Linked DNA regions of Mus musculus: region 1 is linked to region 2. A link is a contact called in ENCODE Hi-C or POLR2A ChIA-PET data. All regions are on one chromosome and are shown on one strand. The core of a region is the stretch at or near the end of the contact, and the rest is flanking DNA. Distances in the headings are between cores, read along the strand shown.

Region 1 (4,594 bases), core at 1,082-3,581, 310 kb before region 2:
CGTCACCTGTATAGCTTCTGTCTGTTCTTGCCTGTCCTGTATTGTTTCAGGCTGTTTGTTGCTTTCTCCTCATTTTCCAGGCTCTAGTACCAGGGTATGATACCCATCAATGTCACATCTTGAAAATGACGGCCAGCAGAGTATAACCCAGTGCTGGCCTTGAAAGGGTTCTGTACGTCTTACTCAATAACAACCCCCAGTGCTGTTTGAAAAGCATGCTAGGGCTGGTGAGATGGCTCAGCGGGTAAGAGCACCCGACTGCTCTTCCGAAGGTCAGGAGTTCAAATCCCAGCAACCACATGGTGGCTCACAACCATCCGTAACGAGATCTGACTCCCTCTTCTGGAGTGTCTGAAGACAGCTACAGTGTACTTACATATAATAAATAAATAAAAAAAAAAAAAAAGAAAAGCATGCTAACTCTCATCGTAAGTACTGTAGCGTCTGGATTACACTGTTATGTACCCTGCAGCCTTCCTGGGAATCCCCATCTATGTCAGCAAAGTAGCTCTAGTACCTTCGCCTTCTCTGCTGATTCCAGTCAATGGATGACCAGAAGCAGAGTTTCCTGGAGATAGACATACTTCGTCATAGACTCATTGAGTTCCTGAGAAAGCATTTGATGGGTTACATAGTGGGTAAAGGAAAAAGAAAAACAAAGGTAACAGTGAAAGATAAAACCGAACAGAGGGGCTAGAGAGAAGGCTCAGATGGTAAGAGCACCAGCGGTTCACTTCTGAGCACCCACAGTCATCTGGAACTCCAGTCCCAGGGGATCCAATGCCTCACAGGTACTAGGCGTGTATGTGGTTCAAGACATACATGCAGGCAAAACACAAAAGCACATAAAATATTTTTTTAAAGTGAGCAGAACAAATTCCATACAGCTAAACAGAAAAAAAAAAAAACCAATGCCAATGAGTATGAAAATATCACCCCTATCTCTGCGATGTTTGTTCGTTTAGACCCGGACACCTGTATTATAAATGACGTTACAAGTCAGATCTCCCTTCAACCCAAACCTGGGCCTTATATAGGGTGAATGAAAGAGAAAGGGGAATTATGATTGCCCAACTGATTATGTAGCAAAGGACCGAGATGGGTGCATCTTCCCAGTTGTATGCATGGTTGTTTACACTCACTTCCAGATGCCAAGCTACAACGATCACTCTCAGAAACAGGTAATGTGAAGAAATTCCGCCCAGTGACGGTTATGTTCATGTTCTTACTGAATACCTTGGGAAGCAAACTCAGTTCTGGCAAGACCTGAAACTGAGAGAATGTAGTACACTATTGCCTGTGATGTACGAGGCCAAACTACCACCATCAGGAAATGGGGCCAAGAAACAAACACAGAGTCCTGCAATCCCTTTGAACTCTGAATGCGGCAGCTCTCCCTCTACTCAATTTATGAAAGCCAATGAATCTCGCTTTTCTTGAAGAAAGTTCTGCTTAAGATTTTGCTTCTTGCACATTAAAGTGACCTACGAATATAAAAATCCAGTATCAAAAATAAAATAAATACTAAACCCTAAAGTAGGCACAGTCAATCCCAGAAGAAAAGGAAAAAAAAAAAAAAAAAAAAGTCTAGGATCATAGAGTACGGCCAAGCACAGCATCCAGATGAGCCTAAAACTCTCTACAAAAAAGACCCACTGGATAGTGATGCAACCTCAGATAAAAATAATTAAACAAACAAACAAGACATCCGGTTTCTGCTGGGAACCAGATGTATTCAATTGGGGACTTTCAAGAGAAACTCTCGGAAAAGGCGTCTGAACTCAAGATGGCCGCTCTGGCAGAAGTGTGGAGGCGGCTGTTTTACATCTGCCTTGATCAGGAAAGGCAACGGGATAGTTCGCTAAATGTTCAACAAGGATGCTTGCAACAACCGTATTATTTAAAGCTTCTGTGACTTCTTATTTGAGAGATTTTTTTTCCCAAAACTTGGAAAGAAGCCCTCCAGGCCAGAAATAAAGGGGTGTGATTCTTCCAGCATACAAGCAGACTGAACTCGGACAAACAGGGGATTGTAGCTCTATAAAGCAGGGACTGTATAAAGCAGATGCATTAGGAATTTGGAACCAGTTCACGACAGTACATTGTTTGATCAATTCCTGGTAGAAATTCTGCCCTCCAAATTATTTTTAATCTTATATGGCGATGCATTTGCCAAAAAAGGACTTCAATGCAATGTTAGCATAAAAATCATTTACAGCAAGCACAGTTTAGAAGAATCCTGGAACTCAAAAGCATCCCTGCCAGCCAAGGCTAGTCCACCACCCATTCCAGCAGGGCGGGGTCCAGGGTGAGGGCGGGCTGAGAGCTAGGGAGATGACGGACCGGCAAAGTCAAAATGTTTCTTTACATTAAGAGCCCTCCGTTGTGTCCCTTGTTCTTCTGAGTCGTGCCTTTGCAGGATCTGGTGCTGTTTAGTTCTGCTTCTACTGCGTAAACAGCAGGAACTGTTTAAAAAAACAGAACAGGATTAACTTGATCCAGCTGACACTCAAATACCCAAATTCGGGTCTTTTGTGCAAGGCATGTGCCAACTATCAAAGGCTGGCATTCCACCTAGAGAGCCAAAAGAACTGTTCTGTAACTCTGTTACTTCTCGTGCCTTAAGATGGCTCGTTTGAGTACCATGTGTTTATATCAGGAAAAAAAAAACAACAACAAAAACCTTCTGATATCTTAATTATCATAGTGAAAAGCATGACGTCCACAATGATATGTATGAGAAAGCCAGGGGGAAAAAGGGAAAGAAAGAAAAAGAAATCAAGACTCTAGCTTGTAAGACAGAAGGCTTTGAATAAATATATTGAGTAAATGAATAAATATATTTATAAGCAAATGAATAGAATGAGTTCTTAGATTGGTTAAATAGTTTTACAATGTAGATCTGAAAAACAAACAAACAAACAAACAAAAACAACTGGAGAATTTTCAGAACTAAGACAAGATCCCAGTTAGCCATGAATAGGACAAATTCTAAAGGCTTTTAGAATTTTAGAATTTGTTTCACAGATAAGATGGGAAGTGCTCAGTTGTCCATTTAACTCATCAGACAAGTATGCATGAAAACAAAGACTAAATTCGTTCTCTGGGCAAAACAGAAGGCACAGAGCAATCATATTGTAAGAGCTTAGACAGGTTCTTCCGGTTGAAGGTCAAAGGCTTCTTGTAGAACTGACATCAACCTAATAAGAATTTTACCCATAAATACGGGCTTAACTTGCCTAGCAGAGGAATAGGCATTGCAAATAAAATGAATTATGTGGCAGATTGGAGACCAGACTACATCTAAGTCCTTCTAGTCTGTCTGCATCTCTTGCCTCTTCTGCCATGTTATGGGTCAGTGCCATCATCTCTTGTAAAATTGGAGCTTGTCACTGGATTTCTAGCTTCCTTCACTCTTTTGTCCACTGCCCACAAGACAAGAAGAGCAATGCTTTTTAAAACACGAATCTTATTAGTCCCTCCCCCATTTGAAACCTGATTGTGGTATTTCACTGACAGCCCTAACTCACAGTGGCATCAGTCTCTTGTTTCTTTTCCCTGATTCTAACCTTCCCTGTCCCATCCCAACTGCACAATACCCTCCGAGTGCTTTACCTATCTTTAATTCTAAATGTGCATGCTATCTCTCCCCAGACCTTCCATCCTCTGCACATCTCACTCATCAAGTGATAGAATAGAAAACGTCTTATTCCTAGGTCAGATTCCAGCCTACATGCTCCTTCCTCTGCAGAGTGGCCCTGCTGTCTCTCTCACAGAGCATGTTGCAACATGTAAGCAAGTTTGGTATTCCAGCTCACCACCAGTCACCAATCAGCCAACTGTGAGGAGAGAGACTAGGCCTGTCTGGATCACAGTCGGTCCTCTGAACAAAGTATAATGCCAGACACCGGATAGATATTGCATAAATGTTATTGGATGGATGGATGGATGGATGGATGGATGGATGGATGGATGGATGGATGGATAAGATGGATAGGTGGGTGGCTGGTATAGACAAATGGATGGGCAAATAAAATGGGAAGAAGTAGAATTGTGAAGGAGTTGGAATGAGAAGCCAAAGTTTTGTAATTTTACCTTGATTCAACGATTAAACAGTTCTGAGTACAAAGTGTCATACAGTGGAATAAGGAACATATTAAAAATGAATAGGTGATTTATATGAAAGAGAATCCACAGAAAGAGCAAAATCAACAAGTTAAGTTCACAGAGTGTTTCTGTTTGGATAGGGGTTTTGTTTGTTTGTTTTGTTGTTGTTTGTTTGTTTGTTTGTTTGTTAAGGAAACACAAGGAGCATTATGGAGATGGTTGAGTTCTTGCTGTTCTTGCAGGGGACCCAGATTTGGTTTGCATCATCCACCCATATGGCAGCTCATAAGCATCCATAAATCTAGCTCCAGGGAGTCCAGGGCCCTTTTCTGGTTTCCACGGGCACCAGACATGTATCTGATGCATACACATAGACACACACAAAACCCTCATACACATAAAATTATAAAATTAAAAACTGTTCTTAAATAGAAGTCATAAAGTCTACACTACACAGTTTAGAGATATTTGTTAGTATTTATATTAA
Region 2 (4,457 bases), core at 769-3,268:
CTGGAGCCAGTGATCCATTCCTGCCAGTTTGTCTGGATATTAGCGGGCTAAATTATACTTGACGTTCTGCACAAATCAGGCTAAAACCCACTGATAAGCCAACGAGTCAGAGCACCTGAAACAAAAAATATGAGCAGCGAATTCACGCTACTACTTAAATTTCATGTGAGAACTGAGTTTAACCTCTGCAGTCATTTGCCACACACAGCAAGCATCCCTGGACTCACAGACATCATCATCTGGGATCAAAAACTATTCGATCTCCATTCTATCAAGTGTGGCGAGGTCAAATGAATGGAACATACCACTGAAATGCAAATTTCATATCCTATCCCACATCTCATCAGGAAAGAAAGTCTAATTTAACAAAGTTCTATTAAAAGCTCCAATGATATATATTCTGGCACTATTGATTTTAAACTACAAAACTTCCAAATGCAGGCTCCAAATTTGTAATTACGTCGGTTTAAACACACAAAACTACTTCTACCCTCAAATGTGCACCGTCCATGCTGACGATGACTATGCTTATAAAGTTATGCAAATCAGTCCACAAGTCACATTTCAGAAAAATCTTCCAATGCAACCCAGGAAACTAAAAACAATCACTGCAAGATTCTGAGGCAACATGCCTACGTGCAGCACGGACTTTCATTTTAATCTCATCTACACCCTAGATCTAGGGCCCAAGTCACGATCTAATCGAAATATGCACAACCCAAAGCGTCTATTTTTTTTTTTTTTTTTAGTTCATTTAGAAGGCTGGATTGACGAGCTCGCTAATCCAGTGTACAGTACTCTGTATTACCGGACAATAGATTTTAAGAAGAGACCACAGAGCTCGACAAGAAAACAATCCGTGCCTTGACACTTGCAAGGAGGCATGAGTTCCGTCTAGCCGAACACTCCCTAGGTTGAATACACTGGAAGAGACACAATATGCACGATCTAGAAATGCGCCCAGAATTAAACGTTATAGTCACCCCAACTACAGAAATTTTTCGCATCCGTCTACTCCCACGTTATCAGAGTGACAGAAAAGCAAAGAGGAACAGCCGCAGAAATGGATACAGGTCAAGTCTAAGTCGAATCCATCCTCTTGATATCTCCTTTTGTTTCTGCTAACGATCTCTTTGATGATGGCTGTCATGTCTGGGAGCCTGTGGCTGAAGAAAAAGGAGGAGAGAGATGGCAGAAGCTGCTGGTGGCGAGGCTTCTTCTGCAGGATGGAAATGGCTCTGGACTTGGCGGTCGCTGATGCCCCTCGCTCTGCTGCCGCTTGGCCCTGGACCGCAGCCGGGTAATGGCTGCTGCGGCGGCTGCTGGATGGTTGCAGAGACTGGGCCTGCTTCTCCTCAGCAGCCAGAGGCCTGGCAGCCGAGGCAGCGGAATGGGGAGAAGACGGATAATCCTCGCAGCGGCTGCCTCCTCCGGCGGCCTCCGGAGCCCGGGCCAGGGGGGGTGCGGCGGCGGCGGACGGGAGGCTTAACACCGGCCCGGGTCCCTGGACGTGCCGCCGCCGCCGCCGCCGTGTTGGAGGCAGGAGAAGGGGAGAGAGCAACTCTCCGGCGTTCCCAGCCCTGGCAATGGTGACAGGCGACTCCGACCCCCTCCCCGGAGCCGCGGCCGCCGCCGCCGCTTCTCCCCCCCGCTCCAGGAGCGGGAGGTGCAGCCGCCGAGCCTGCGCCGGCTCCCGCTCGAGCCCACGGCTTCTTCCACCGTCTCTCTCCGAAGCTGCTCAGAAGCTGCCCGGTTAGAACAGACGACGAGGAGGCGAGGCCCGCCGCCGCTGCCGCCGCCGCCGCCCGGCCGGCTCCCCGAGGGCGCTGCCCCCGCGGCTGCTCACAGGCGCTGAGAGGGGCTCTGGGCCGTGGCCGCCGCCGTCTCTCATCTCCCTCGCCTGCGCCGGGCCTGGCCTCACAGCGGCTCAACTCTCAAACTTCCATCATGGCTGCAGCTTCCGAGAGGAGAGAGCTGAGCGCAGCCGCGTCCCGACGCCCAAGCGCGTATCCTGCCGCAGTGCACAAAGAGTCCCGCCACATCACCGTGCGCCGGCCAGCCCGCCCCCTCCGCCGCCCCGCCGGGAGAGCAGGGCGCCTCGGAAAGCCGGAGGGGAGGCGGGAGGCGGGCGGGAGGCGGGCGCTGAGCCGGGGACGGGGCGGGGCGGGGCGGGGCGTCGGAAGGGACAGGGGCGGGGAACGCCGCGGAGCATGCCCAGTGTGTCCGCGGCTCGCTCCCGGAGCTACGCCGGCTTTGGCCTCAGCGCAGAGAGACCCGGCAAAGGTACAACAGGCTGGGGCCGAGTGAGGGTGCGCTGAGCACAATCGCTGACCGCTCACAGGTGGATCGCACTAGCTGACCGCCTTGGTCGGTGCTCCGGGAGCCTCAGGGGCAGGATTATCCTTCCTGCGTCTGTCCCTGCGTTTCTTCGGAACGGCTTTCATTCCCTGCCCTGCGCTGTGGTCAGATTGCAGTGCTTCGCTAGGATTTGTCGGCGACAGTCTTTACCTAGATAACACACCTCTCCCCCTCACGGTGTCCTCAAGGTGTCAGTCTTTGCACAAAGAACAACCCCTATTGTGTCTCCCGCGTGGGTCACCTCATCGGGCTCCGGTTCCCTGCCCCGCCTCTTGCTTCCCAGGCAGCTGGGTTCATTTGCCCGAAAGATGAACGCTCCCAGCCAAGCATGATGATTGTGCATACGGGGCGTGTACATTCACATCTCCCCTGAGTTTCCAGGGCCCAAAGGACACCCCTGGTTGGACAAAGTGGGTCTCCGTGAATAGAGTGCACCTCACACACACCCCTCCACCGCCCGGTGATGAGACCCGCAGCTCCCCGCAGCGGTGGGTCTACCGGATCACAGCCAAGCTCAGTCTTCAAAGAGCTAAGCCCCCACCCCCAATCCCCACTTCGTGGCCGCTATGAAAACCCGGCAGAATTGGATCGCGATGGCCAGGTTCTGACCCTGTCGGACCTTGCATGTTCGAGGACCCGGTTACTGAGCCCGGGTGTGGAGTATGGGACGTTCGGAAGCTGCAGCCAGCGAGTGGGCGGGGCGAGCAGGCCTGGGAGGGCTCAAAGGCGAGGTGGAAGGATACATGAGCCGCGGTCGGAACTACTTTCAGGAGGAGGTCACGTGTGGTCCTAGTTGGGGAACTTTCCAAATTCCCATTCCCCTATCTGTGTGCTCCTGGGGCAGGAGCTTGGTCCCCTCTGCTCTATTAGGTGATCGCCCCCGCCTCCTTCTCCCGTGTGGTCTGCTGGACCCCTCTCTTGCCGGATCGGAGCAGAGAATAGCATCCACGAGCCGTCCGCAGGAGCGCTGTCGGGGCCGAGCGCCTGGGGAGCTGGTTACACAAGCAGCCACATCCAAGCACGTGCCCCCGCCACCCCTCTCTGCTGGCCGCCGCCGGTTTGTGCACGCTGACGCGGAGAGTCCCCAAGCTGTTCCTCCCTTTCGCTTGTAACCCATAGAGCTAGCCAGAAGGCCGGGACACGAGACTCCTGTTCTGGATCTGCCCACACCGCGCGTTCCCAACCGTGGGAGAAGAGGCCGGGCCCTAGGGGGAGGCGCGGGGCGGGGGTGGGGGGGATTGACGCATCTCCTTCGCTTAATGAGGTGAACCCTTTCTAGATCTGTACTCGCGGGGCAAAAGGGTATCTCCTGTTGCTGCTGGCTGGTTAGGCTTACCGATGTTGCAACAAACTTCCAGTCACTGCCCCTGAACTGGTGAGCGCGCCCCACCTACCGTAGACTCAGCCAAGTGACTTATCTGAGCACCTAGTCAATGGCTGTCAGCCCAGAACAAACCTGTCAAGTAAAAGCTTACTGCCGGGATTGGCTGACCTGTCGCGGTTGAGAGAGCTGGTTCAGAAATGCTGATAACTAGCGTACAGCCCCTCCTCCCCCACCAACCAGCCACAAAGCAAGCGATCACCTTGAGCTTGGAGGGAAAAAAAAAATGACATCAACTCCAATGTAGGTAGAGTTTTCTTCCTTATTGTTCTTTTCCCAGGGGACTTAATTCTCAGGATGCCAATCTGAGCCCTAAAGTATCTCTGAGTTGAGACCTAAGCTGAAACACTGGATCATTTTAGAAATCCGGAGGATAGTAGTCAGTTATGGATTTGCAATAATTGCGAGTAGGTGTCTAGGAAAGGCTAGCTGGGGGTTTAGAGTACAGGAGAAGGAAAATTTCATAGGTCCACACAGCATAGTTGCAGGCAGCCTCTGAAGTCTAGAAACCTCAAGAGGCTCGGCTCAGAGAGCTATGGGCCATTACCGAACTGCAGGACTGCTAATTAAACCGGGGATATTTACAGTTCTATTAGAGCTCTCTGAAGCTACTCAAACATTGCATTTAGATACATCCTTTAAAGATCTCTCCGCCAGAGATAGCAGCCCAAGCTAAGCCAGCGTTGATGTTTATTACAGGCTGTTTTGGGGCAAGGTT

The links. Hi-C counts contacts between places; a loop is a spot of excess contacts on that map. ChIA-PET counts read pairs that join two places held with the same protein, here RNA polymerase II (POLR2A).
Region 1: a map of heart shows a loop between it and region 2 (3-fold over the local background). The contact joins the enhancer-like site here to the promoter of Pten in region 2. A Hi-C loop is called at or near these places in 4 of 37 maps with a recorded cell type or tissue (Patski, gastrocnemius and heart). POLR2A ChIA-PET finds 5 or more read pairs at or near these places in 1 of 5 experiments (Patski).

Annotation. Positions count from the first base shown.
Region 1 is chr19:33,063,256-33,067,849 of GRCm38, reverse strand. The region is part of intron 2 of Gm41835 (a long non-coding RNA gene); the gene reads left to right. Among named protein-coding and RNA genes, the nearest start is that of Gm41835, 9.4 kb to the left of the region's middle. Within about 2 kb of position 2,331, at least 1 of the 3 ENCODE cell types and tissues checked has a DNase peak (open chromatin) inside an H3K27ac peak, as active enhancers do; it is gastrocnemius, where a contact is called at or near this core.
Region 2 is chr19:32,755,138-32,759,594 of GRCm38, reverse strand. It overlaps Pten (phosphatase and tensin homolog), which reads right to left and starts at 2,018. Exons shown (of 9, transcript NM_008960.2): 1 at 1,072-2,018. The coding sequence starts at 1,150. It also overlaps the pseudogene Gm36566.